Regions from separate parts of the Homo sapiens genome. Here region 2 is linked to region 1. The links are chromatin contacts, found by Hi-C or POLR2A ChIA-PET in ENCODE. All regions are on one chromosome and are shown on one strand. Each heading gives the region's core, a stretch centred on a gene start or an enhancer-like site at or near the end of the contact. The rest is flanking DNA. Distances are from core to core; before and after follow the strand shown.

Region 1 (4,397 bases), core at 503-3,002:
TTGACAGTACTTTTTTTTTTTTTAAGTTTAAACCTGTATTTAACATTGACAGATAAAAATCTTCACTTTTGGCTTTTCTTGAGAAAATTGGAAGATCTGGCAATAATAGGTCTACATGACAGCCATTGCCTAGAAATGATTAGGGGCTGCATGTAGAGGTGGAATGTGCTCCATCAAGAAATAAGTCCACCCATTTACATTACCTAAATTATTGTAATCATTTGGAACATCGGACTCCTACCTTAAGTTACTCTGGAAAGCACACTGGGAAAAAGGACTGGGATGTCTTTACTCAAAGTCCATAATTTGAGAGTTAACATTTATTATCCCTTGTAGTTTTGGGTTGCCTTTCTAAATATTTCAGGGTAGGAAGTGAAAATTTGTCAGTTTATTCTTAAACACAAATCTGCTGCTGGTTCAACGTGCACATTTTCAGTAATGCCTGGTCACCAAACTGTCAGCAACTAGAGGAAAATTATCTCCGACCTGGAGCAAAGGGGAGGTTTTTTGTTTTTAGACTAGCTCTCTCACGAATCACGGGAAGGGAGATATTTAACAGGGCGAGTTTCATGGAAACGAGCTTCAGAAGATACCCTTCACATGAGCTGAAGCTTACGGTGTATTCTCTGGAAATCACATTTCCTGTAAGAGCAAACAGCTACTTGGCATTCTCCGTGGTAAATTAGCAAATCATCTAAGAACTTTTAGGAGGGTAAGGAAGAACTAGTTATAATCCTACTTTTTTCTGCTGCAGTTCTGAATCTTCACTGAAGTGTCTGTGATGGGGTTGCACAGCCATGTAGAGAACTTGAGAGTCTGGCTGGAATGGTTGGGGGAAAGGAAAGATAAAAGACAATTTTAATTTCATTGAACTCCCTCCTTTCTCTGCTTGTATTACTGGAGGCGACCACATCCGTTGGAGGAGTCATTTTCTGAGTTAAATTCATGTATATCAGAATTGGTTTTCCTTTCTGTAACACAAGATGATCACAAAATTATGATTTGGGGACATCTGAATGACTAAGATGACTCAATTTCTTAATCTGTAAATTAGAGATAATCTAATAACCAGTATATACCACATAACTTATAAGTTGTTTAGAGGATTAGACAATGCACGTTTGCGCTTCTCATTGATTTTACAGAATTAAGTACTTTCCTTGAAGAGTGACTGTTATTTGGACAGAGAAGGGGAAAACGCGGGTTTACTGAAAAGAAGTAATGCTACTAGAACAAAACAATGGGCGGGGCGCGGTGGCTCACGCCTATAATCCCAGCACTTTGGGAGGCCGAGGCAGGCGGATCACCTGAGGTCGGGAGTTCAAGACCAGCCTGACCAACATGGAGAAACCCTGTCTCTACTAAAAATACAAAATTAGACGGGCCCCGGTGGCGCACGCCTGTAACCCCAGCTACTTGGGAGGCTGAGGCAGGAGAATCGCTTGAACCCAGGAGGCGGAGGTTGCAGTGTGAGCCGAGATCGCGCCATTGCACTCCAGCCTGGGCAACAAGAGCGAAACTCCATCTCAAAAAAAAAAAATAAAACAATGAGAAAAACCTCGTTAACCAAGACTACAGTCCCACGGAACCTTACATCCTGTGTTTCCCGGTTGTAGCTCCGGGCCTTTTCCTGGTTGTACCTCAGGCCCTGCTTTTCCCACCCCCAGGAAGTGAAAGCCTTCCCAAGCCCCCAAGGCATGCTGGGAGATGCAGTCCCTTTTTCTAAAGACTGGGGCGGCCGTGAGGTCATCGGTGGTCGCCGGGAGCCGCCAGCACGTGGCGGCGAGGAAGGGGCGGTGTGCTCCTGTTGTCTGCACCTGAGAGGGGGCAGGAGCTCTCGGCGCTTGCGCCTCCCGCCGCGGTGCCCTCCCGACATGCCGGAGGAGGCGGGCTTCCCGCCGGCCAAGAGATTCCGGCCAGGCTCTGGACCTCCGAGCCGCGCTGGGTCCTTCCCTCCCGGGAGGCAAGTGGTGATGCTGCTGACTGCGGGCAGCGGCGGCAGAGGAGGAGGAGGAGGCCGGAGGCAGCAGCCGCCCCTGGCCCAGCCCTCGGCCAGTCCCTACCCTGAAGCTGTGGAGCTGCAGCGCCGGAGTCTGCCCATCTTCCAAGCGCGGGGGCAACTGTTGGCCCAGCTCCGAAACCTGGACAACGCGGTCCTCATCGGTGAGTGGCCGCGCCGGCGGGCTCTTCCTTGCACTTCGTCCGTGGCTTAGCTAGAGCAGTTTTTCTTACATGCCTCTCAATCCCTTTCGTTCGTGGCTTCAACAAACCTGAATACCTTTTCTGGGCCAGACCTGGAGAGGGGCCTCGAAGAAGAGTCCGGCAGCCCTGCCCTGGAGGCGCTGGACAGCCCGGTGAGAGTGACCAACGTGTGTAGGCAAAGACTCACCTTCCGCGTAAAAGGGTAGAGAAACGTACCGGGGGCTTGCGGATCTTAGAAGAGTGGATCTGACCCGGTTTGTGAGGAGGCGGCTGGGGAGGTCGTGTGGGAGGGAGGGCATTCTAGGCAGGGGGGAAAGCCCGTTTGAGAGATGGGAACCTGAACACATTCCGGTCGAAAGGGAAGGTGTAGTTTCTGGTGCATGAAAAGAGGCAGAGTTGTGGGGCAGGGACTGATTTCATGGGGCTTATGATCCCCAACGTGTTAGAGGAGATACTGAAGGACGGAAAGGATGAGCAGCCAAAGAGAGGAAGGAGACCCATGAGTGCTGCTAGTCAAAGGAATAGAGAGTGAGCAGATGCAGCAGTCAAGTCCGGTTATACTGGACTTGGATGTGATGCCCACTGGATTTGGATGTGAGCTATTTGTAAGAGTTAAAGAAAAAGGAAAGAAACACGAAACGCGGCTGGCAGTTAAAGACAGCTTTTCTTTAGTTAAAACCTGAGAGGCGCTCCTGGCCGATTTCGGTCAGGAGCCCTTTCTCTTACAGACTAAGAGTATATATTGGTGTTAGGGTGAGGGGGCTTATCACAAGCTTGGAATGTTTATATGTGTGGAGAAGTTTTTGGCAGGGTTGGACTCTTTGGGAGCAGGGGATGTTATCTTGGGGCAGACATTTTTCCGGCCCGAGGGGGTTTATCTCCCGGCTGGCATATTCCCGGCTGGCATATTCCCGGCCAGAGTGGGGTTATCCCTTAACATGTCTCTGGTCGGGGAGGAGTTTGGAATGTTTCTGGCTGGAGATGTTATTTGTGGTTTATGGTCGTGCTGACCTTAGCCATTAGGCTGATACCTTTTGGATTTAGGCGGTTTTTTATTAAGGTGAACTTTTGAATGAGGGGCTTGTCCAAGATGGTGATGTTCCTGCTTTGTCAATCCAGACCCTATAGTTATAAAAAGGAGGAGGGACGGCATGTTCTTTCTGGCTACTTCCTGCAACGAGGGGATGGAGAGTTTCCTGGTCTCGGGTTGACTAGGAGCAATGCCGTCTGTAGATGTTTTTGGGTAGTTGTTTGTGAAATTGCCATGATCCTGTCAGTTAAAAATCTTTGAAAAAGATTAATTAGGCAGGGTAAGAACATTAGTTCCAGGCATATTATTAGGAGAGGGCCCAGGAATGGGATGACCCATGCTATGATTTTGTTTTCAAACCAAGAGTCCATTTGGTGGTTTTGGTACTCCCTTAGCTTTTTAGCCTTTTCTTTACGTTTTTTAGCAGCGCTTTTTACTAGGCCCGATTGGTTGATATAGAAAGAGGCGTGAGCCACCGCACCTGGCCCCCTCAAAACAATTATTTAACCTTTTAACGTAGGTAAAAATGTGCATTCTTATCCCTCCTGATAATCTTTTTACCGAAAGTGTACTTTACTTTCCTTACACACCTTGCACATAAAGTGTCTCTTCAATAGTTTTAAATACATGTTACACTGTTAACTTTTAGCAACCTTTACCTTTGTTGAAAACCTTGGTAAGTTCGGGATTTTAATTATGTGCTAGGTGTACAGCCTAGGACTTAGACAGAAGTGCAGTTAAGGTCTGGCTTATTTCAGCATTTAGCTCCATGTGTCCTAGGTTTTACCTAGCTGCAAAGCAGGCAAGTTCTACAGCTAAGAGTTATGGTGACATTTTATAAAGCATTCAGGAGGCCTAATCACTTTTAAATTGTAAAACATTTCTTGCATACATTTCCTCTCATAAAATTTTTCATGACTTTCACAGACTATCTCTGACACTATTGATCGTGGATCCATCCCATCGAGAGCTATTTCAACAAAGCTGTGTGGGTAACAGCTGATTTGTCATTGAGCTGAGGGCTGAAAGCAGGGGGAAGAGGCTTCTGTTTTGAGGAAAAAGGAGGGAAGCTGAGAGAAACTTTATGGATGCTGCTCGATTTAGGATGGGGTTATGTGTGGATGAATCCACCCATCCTCATAAGTTGAAAATATCCTAAGTTGGA
Region 2 (4,397 bases), core at 618-3,117, 1.9 Mb before region 1:
CCTCCTTCTCCCTATCCCTCTGCCTTCTCTCTCCATTCCTGCCCAGGCCTGACTCCCCCAGCCGGGGAGAGTTGAGGGACGGGGGCTCAGGCCGCAGGCCCCCCCTTCCTGCAGTGGTGAAAATGGCTTGGCTGGGAAGGGGAGAAGGAGGGGGAGGGGGAGATGGGAACACACGGGGTCTGTGGGCCCATTCAAAGGATCATTCATGGACTGGAGAGAGGCAGAGACAAAGAGACCAAGACGCAGAGACACGGCGAGAGCATCCCTAGGCGGAGACACGCAGACAGAGCAGGCTGGGGGAAACCAGGCGCAGGGAGGGAGATGGGGAGAGGGAGACCCCAGTGGACCGCCACGCAGCCCCCTCCACCGACCCGGCTTAGGTCCTACCTGGCTCAGCCCTGGGGCCGTGGTGCCTCCATCCAGGGCTCCGAGTGGGGGGCGAAAGGCCTTCGGGAGGGGGCGGCGGCCTCTGAGCCCCCGCGGCCCCGCAGGCCCAGCCCCCGCCCGCAGCGCCTCACCCGGCGGGGGAGGGGGATCGCCCCAGCCCCGGGGGGCGGGGCCGGGATCCAGTCGATCCCCGGGAAAAGGAGAGCTAGGGGATGGGATCAGGGGGAGCCCGAGAACAGGGAACCCCGCAGTAGGGACGATAGAGAAAGGAGGGGGCAACGGGACAGGACTAGATTGAGGATCCGCTGGTTCCGTGGGCCGGCTTCGAGGGACCAGAAGGCGGTCCAGGCGGAGGATCCTAAGGATCGGGTGCTGGAGGAGGAGTCCACGTTAATCCCCAGGGGCCCGGGGCCCGGGAGCGCAGGATCCGCGGTGCAGGGGCAGGGATCCAGCCGGAATCCTCGGGGAGGGGGAGGGATCTAGTCGATCCCGAGGGCGGGCGTGAGGGGGAGGTCCGGGGAGTCAGAGGAGGGCGGGAGCCGAGTCCAGAGCCCCGGGGCGGGGGTCAGCGCGGATCCTAGGAGGGAAGGCGGGGGTGAGGGGAGGCTTCGAGGGACGCTCAGCAGCCGGGAGGCCCGGACTCCTGGCTCCGCGCGCCAGGGCCGGCCCGCCCCGCGTCCATCCCAGCCCGAGAGTGATGATCCGCCGGCGGAGCAGCCGCAGCAGCCCCGCGCGTCACCGCGCGGCCGCCTCCCCCGCCCCCTGCCGAGAGAGCGGCGCACACCCCCCGCTCGCACCCCCCGCTCGCACCCGCCTGCCCGCCCGCCCTCCGGAGAATGGGGGGATTGGAGATGGTGGGAAGAGGCGGGAGCGGACAGACGGACAGATGGACGTAGCGGGCCAGGGCAGGGTGGAGACATTCCCCCGGATCTCCCACCCTCGGGGCTCTCGCGGTCTCGGAGGGCTGGCGGGGGGGAGAATATCTTAACTACAGGGGGCGGGGCATCATACAAAGAAGGCGGAGCCTTCAGACATGGGGGAGGGGCCATTTGTGCAGTGGGCGGGGTTTACTGGCAATAGGTGGGGCTTTGCTATCTTTCGGGCCGCCTCTTTTTGGTAGTGGGTTTGATTTGAAGCTGAACAGGAGGAGCCTGTGGAAAAAGGGGCGGAACTTTGAGAGAAGACCGGGATCTTTGGAAATTGGCCGGAGCATGGGGGTGGGGGGTTCGAAGAGGCGATCAACTTGGAAAGTGGGCCAATCCTTGACGCAAATCCCCCTAGTCCCGCCCTCAACCCCGCCCCCCCACTGCTTAGCTCCTCTGTTCCTAATTGGTGCTGGTTTCTCCGCCCGCCAGACGTCTTCGCCACTCTGCAGCGGTTTTACAAAGGCGGGTGAAGAGCGCAATGCTGAAATGAACACGGCCCGGATTGGGCGCCTGTGAACCTTATTTGCATGGGCGGTCGGGATTGGCTGGCCTCTTGGGTGGCCTGGGCGGCGTTGGTCCGGTGCGTCCTGTTCTACAGCTATGGCCGGGCCAGCTGCAGCTTTCCGCCGCTTGGGCGCCTTGTCCGGAGCTGCGGCCTTAGGCTTCGCTTCCTACGGGGCGCACGGTCAGGGGGCTGGGGACGAAGATGGGACTGTACTTGGGGCGTCCTCTGGGGTCTGCTGCAAGGGCGTAACCTATGGGAGGTGCCCGGCCTCTCGTTTATCAGACAGTCCGCGGAGCCCTAAACCTTTTAAAGTCCCCCAGCTGGGTCCAATTGGTTCCCAGTACTGCCCGAGCGTGTTCCCACCAATCGGAAGCTTCCTGGGGCGGGGGGGGGGGTGCCCTTTCTCGCCAATGTCCACCTGGGTCCCCCCGGATTGGGGGCGGTCAGGGCTGGCACTAGGACCGCTAACCTTTGCTTCTTTTCTCCACAGGCGCCCAATTCCCAGATGCCTACGGGAAGGAGGTGAAGTAACTGCGCTGGGGCTCCCTGACTCGTGGGTCTACGAAGGCACAAAGTCTGGGGTCCCTGGGGGAAGTGGGCGGGGAGAGGGTGGGGCGAGCCGCGGATCTCTGGAGCAGCAAAGGCCAAAGGCTCTGTAAGCCAAAGGCCTGGGATCAAGCTGGGACTTCAAGGGTGGGGTGGGGGAAGGAACTTTGGTCCCTTGTGTCATCAGGGGATCTCAGTACCTGTATTGCCTACGACATCCCTTCGTTTCTGTTTTTCTTACAGCTGTTTGACAAGGCCAACAAACACCACTTCTTACACAGCCTGGCCCTGTTAGGGGTGCCCCATTGCAGAAAGCCACTCTGGGTAATCTTTCCCTGCGCCTAACCCTGACCAAGCCCCACACACTCCCTCTCAGCCTGCCCTGTTCTTAACAATCCTGTTTTCTGTGCTGTGTCTCCTTCAGGCTGGGTTATTGCTAGCTTCCGGAACGACCTTATTCTGCACCAGCTTTTACTACCAGGCTCTGAGTGGAGACCCCAGCATCCAGACTTTGGCCCCTGCGGGAGGGACCCTGCTACTCTTGGGCTGGCTTGCCTTGGCTCTTTGAGCTCCCTTTTGCTTAATTACTGGGTTTTCTGGGCAGTTTTTTTTTTAAAGAGTTGGAGTAAGAAGAGGATTAAAAAGGAAAGGCAAATAAACTTTGGAGTCTTTGTTCATCTAACCTCTTGGAGGACGAAGGGTGGGGATTCAACCTCTGAACTCCCTCCATTTCCTAAGACTTAATCAGTGAGCCTTAGGTCTGGGGATTCTGGTCACTTTAAGTTAACTTATTATAATGTTCTTACCCTGGTGGGCATCAAAGTCATAAAGAATGCTTGAAATAACACAGATTCCTACTGAAGCACTCTTTCGGGCCTGAGAATCTGTATTTTAATAAGCTCATCTTGTGGTTCTGATGCATACTAGGTTTTTAATTTTATTATTATTATTATTATTATTTTGAGATGGAGTCTTGCTCTGTCGCCCAGGCTGGAATACAGTGGCGCGACCTCGGCTCACTGCAACCTCTGCCTCCCAGGTTCAAGCGATTCTCCTGCCTCGGCCTCCTGAATAGCTGGGATTACAGGCGCCTGCCACCATGCCCAACTAATTTTTTGTATTTTTAGTAGACACGGGGTTGTGCCATGTTGGCAAGGCTGGTTTTGAACTCCCGACCTCAGGTGATCCGCCTGCCTTGGCCTCCCAAAGTGCTGTGATTACAGGTATGAGCCACCACGCCCGGCCTGTTTTTATTTTTATTTTTATTTTTTTGAGACAGAGTTTCACTCTGTTGCCCAGGCTGGAGTGCAGTGGTGCGATTTTGGTTCACTGCAACCTCCACCTCCTGAGTTCAAGTGATTCTCCTGCCTCAGCCTCCCAAGTAGCTGAGATTATAGGTGCATGCCACCATGCCTGGCTAATTTTTGTATTTTTAGTAGAGATGGGGTTTCACCATATTGGCGAAGCTGGTCTTGAACTCCTGACCTCAAGCAATTCACCCGCCTCAGCCTCCCAAAGTACTGGGATTTTAAAAAATTACTATAGGGTCATGGTTTTCAGCCCTGTTGTTATCAGCACCCACTTACTCTAGAAGTGAGGATTAAGGCAAGGCAGGATAGGAGTGTCATTAGTTACAAAATACTTTGGGGTTCAAAGCAGGGACAGATCATGTATTGGGGATCAGAAAATGTGTCACAATGCTTGAGATGATCCTTAAAGGAGCTCTATTGTATGGAAGAAACAATGAACAAAGAACAAGATGGAGAGGGGAGGGGTTTGGAGAAGCAGGAGTCTTCAATGTGGGCTGAGTTTGAGTTAGGTAGGAAAGGAGTGAGAAAAGGTGGCAGGACAGGCTGGAGTGGCAGTCACAGCATGTAGAGAACTGGAAGATATTTAGTGGGGACAGTATTTATTTATTGTGACGCAGTCTTGCCCTGTTACCCAGGCAGGAGTGCAGTGGCACGATCTCAGCTCACTGCAACCTCCGCCTCCCGGGTTCAAGTGATTCTCCTGCCTCAGCCTCCCGAGTAGCT

The links. A loop is a pair of places that touch in the nucleus more often than their neighbours do. ChIA-PET counts read pairs that join two places held with the same protein, here RNA polymerase II (POLR2A). Pooled maps may share reads with other maps.
Region 2: a loop to region 1 is called in a pooled map, with 5 times the contacts of the local background. The contact joins the promoter of TMEM256-PLSCR3 here to the promoter of DHX33 in region 1. A Hi-C loop is called at or near these places in 1 of 50 pooled maps. POLR2A ChIA-PET finds 5 or more read pairs at or near these places in 2 of 52 experiments (IMR-90 and activated naive CD4-positive, alpha-beta T cell).

Annotation. Positions count from the first base shown.
Region 1 is chr17:5,466,337-5,470,733 of GRCh38, reverse strand. DHX33 (DEAH-box helicase 33) reads left to right here and starts at 1,752. Exons shown (of 12, transcript NM_020162.4): 1 at 1,752-2,163. The coding sequence starts at 1,875. DHX33-DT (DHX33 divergent transcript) reads right to left here and starts at 1,642. Exons shown (of 3, transcript NR_135644.1): 1 at 1,595-1,642; 2 at 740-820; 3 at 374-642. RefSeq lists enhancers at 1,659-1,728, 2,109-2,328, 2,118-2,700.
Region 2 is chr17:7,401,601-7,405,997 of GRCh38, reverse strand. TMEM256-PLSCR3 (TMEM256-PLSCR3 readthrough (NMD candidate)) reads left to right here and starts at 1,867. Exons shown (of 10, transcript NR_037719.1): 1 at 1,867-1,998; 2 at 2,309-2,340. TMEM256 (transmembrane protein 256) reads left to right here and starts at 1,901. Exons shown (of 4, transcript NM_152766.5): 1 at 1,901-1,998; 2 at 2,309-2,340; 3 at 2,608-2,688; 4 at 2,789-3,023. The coding sequence starts at 1,914. The coding sequence ends at 2,932. It also overlaps a transcript of NLGN2 not described here. RefSeq lists a silencer at 1,093-1,422 and an enhancer at 1,913-2,092.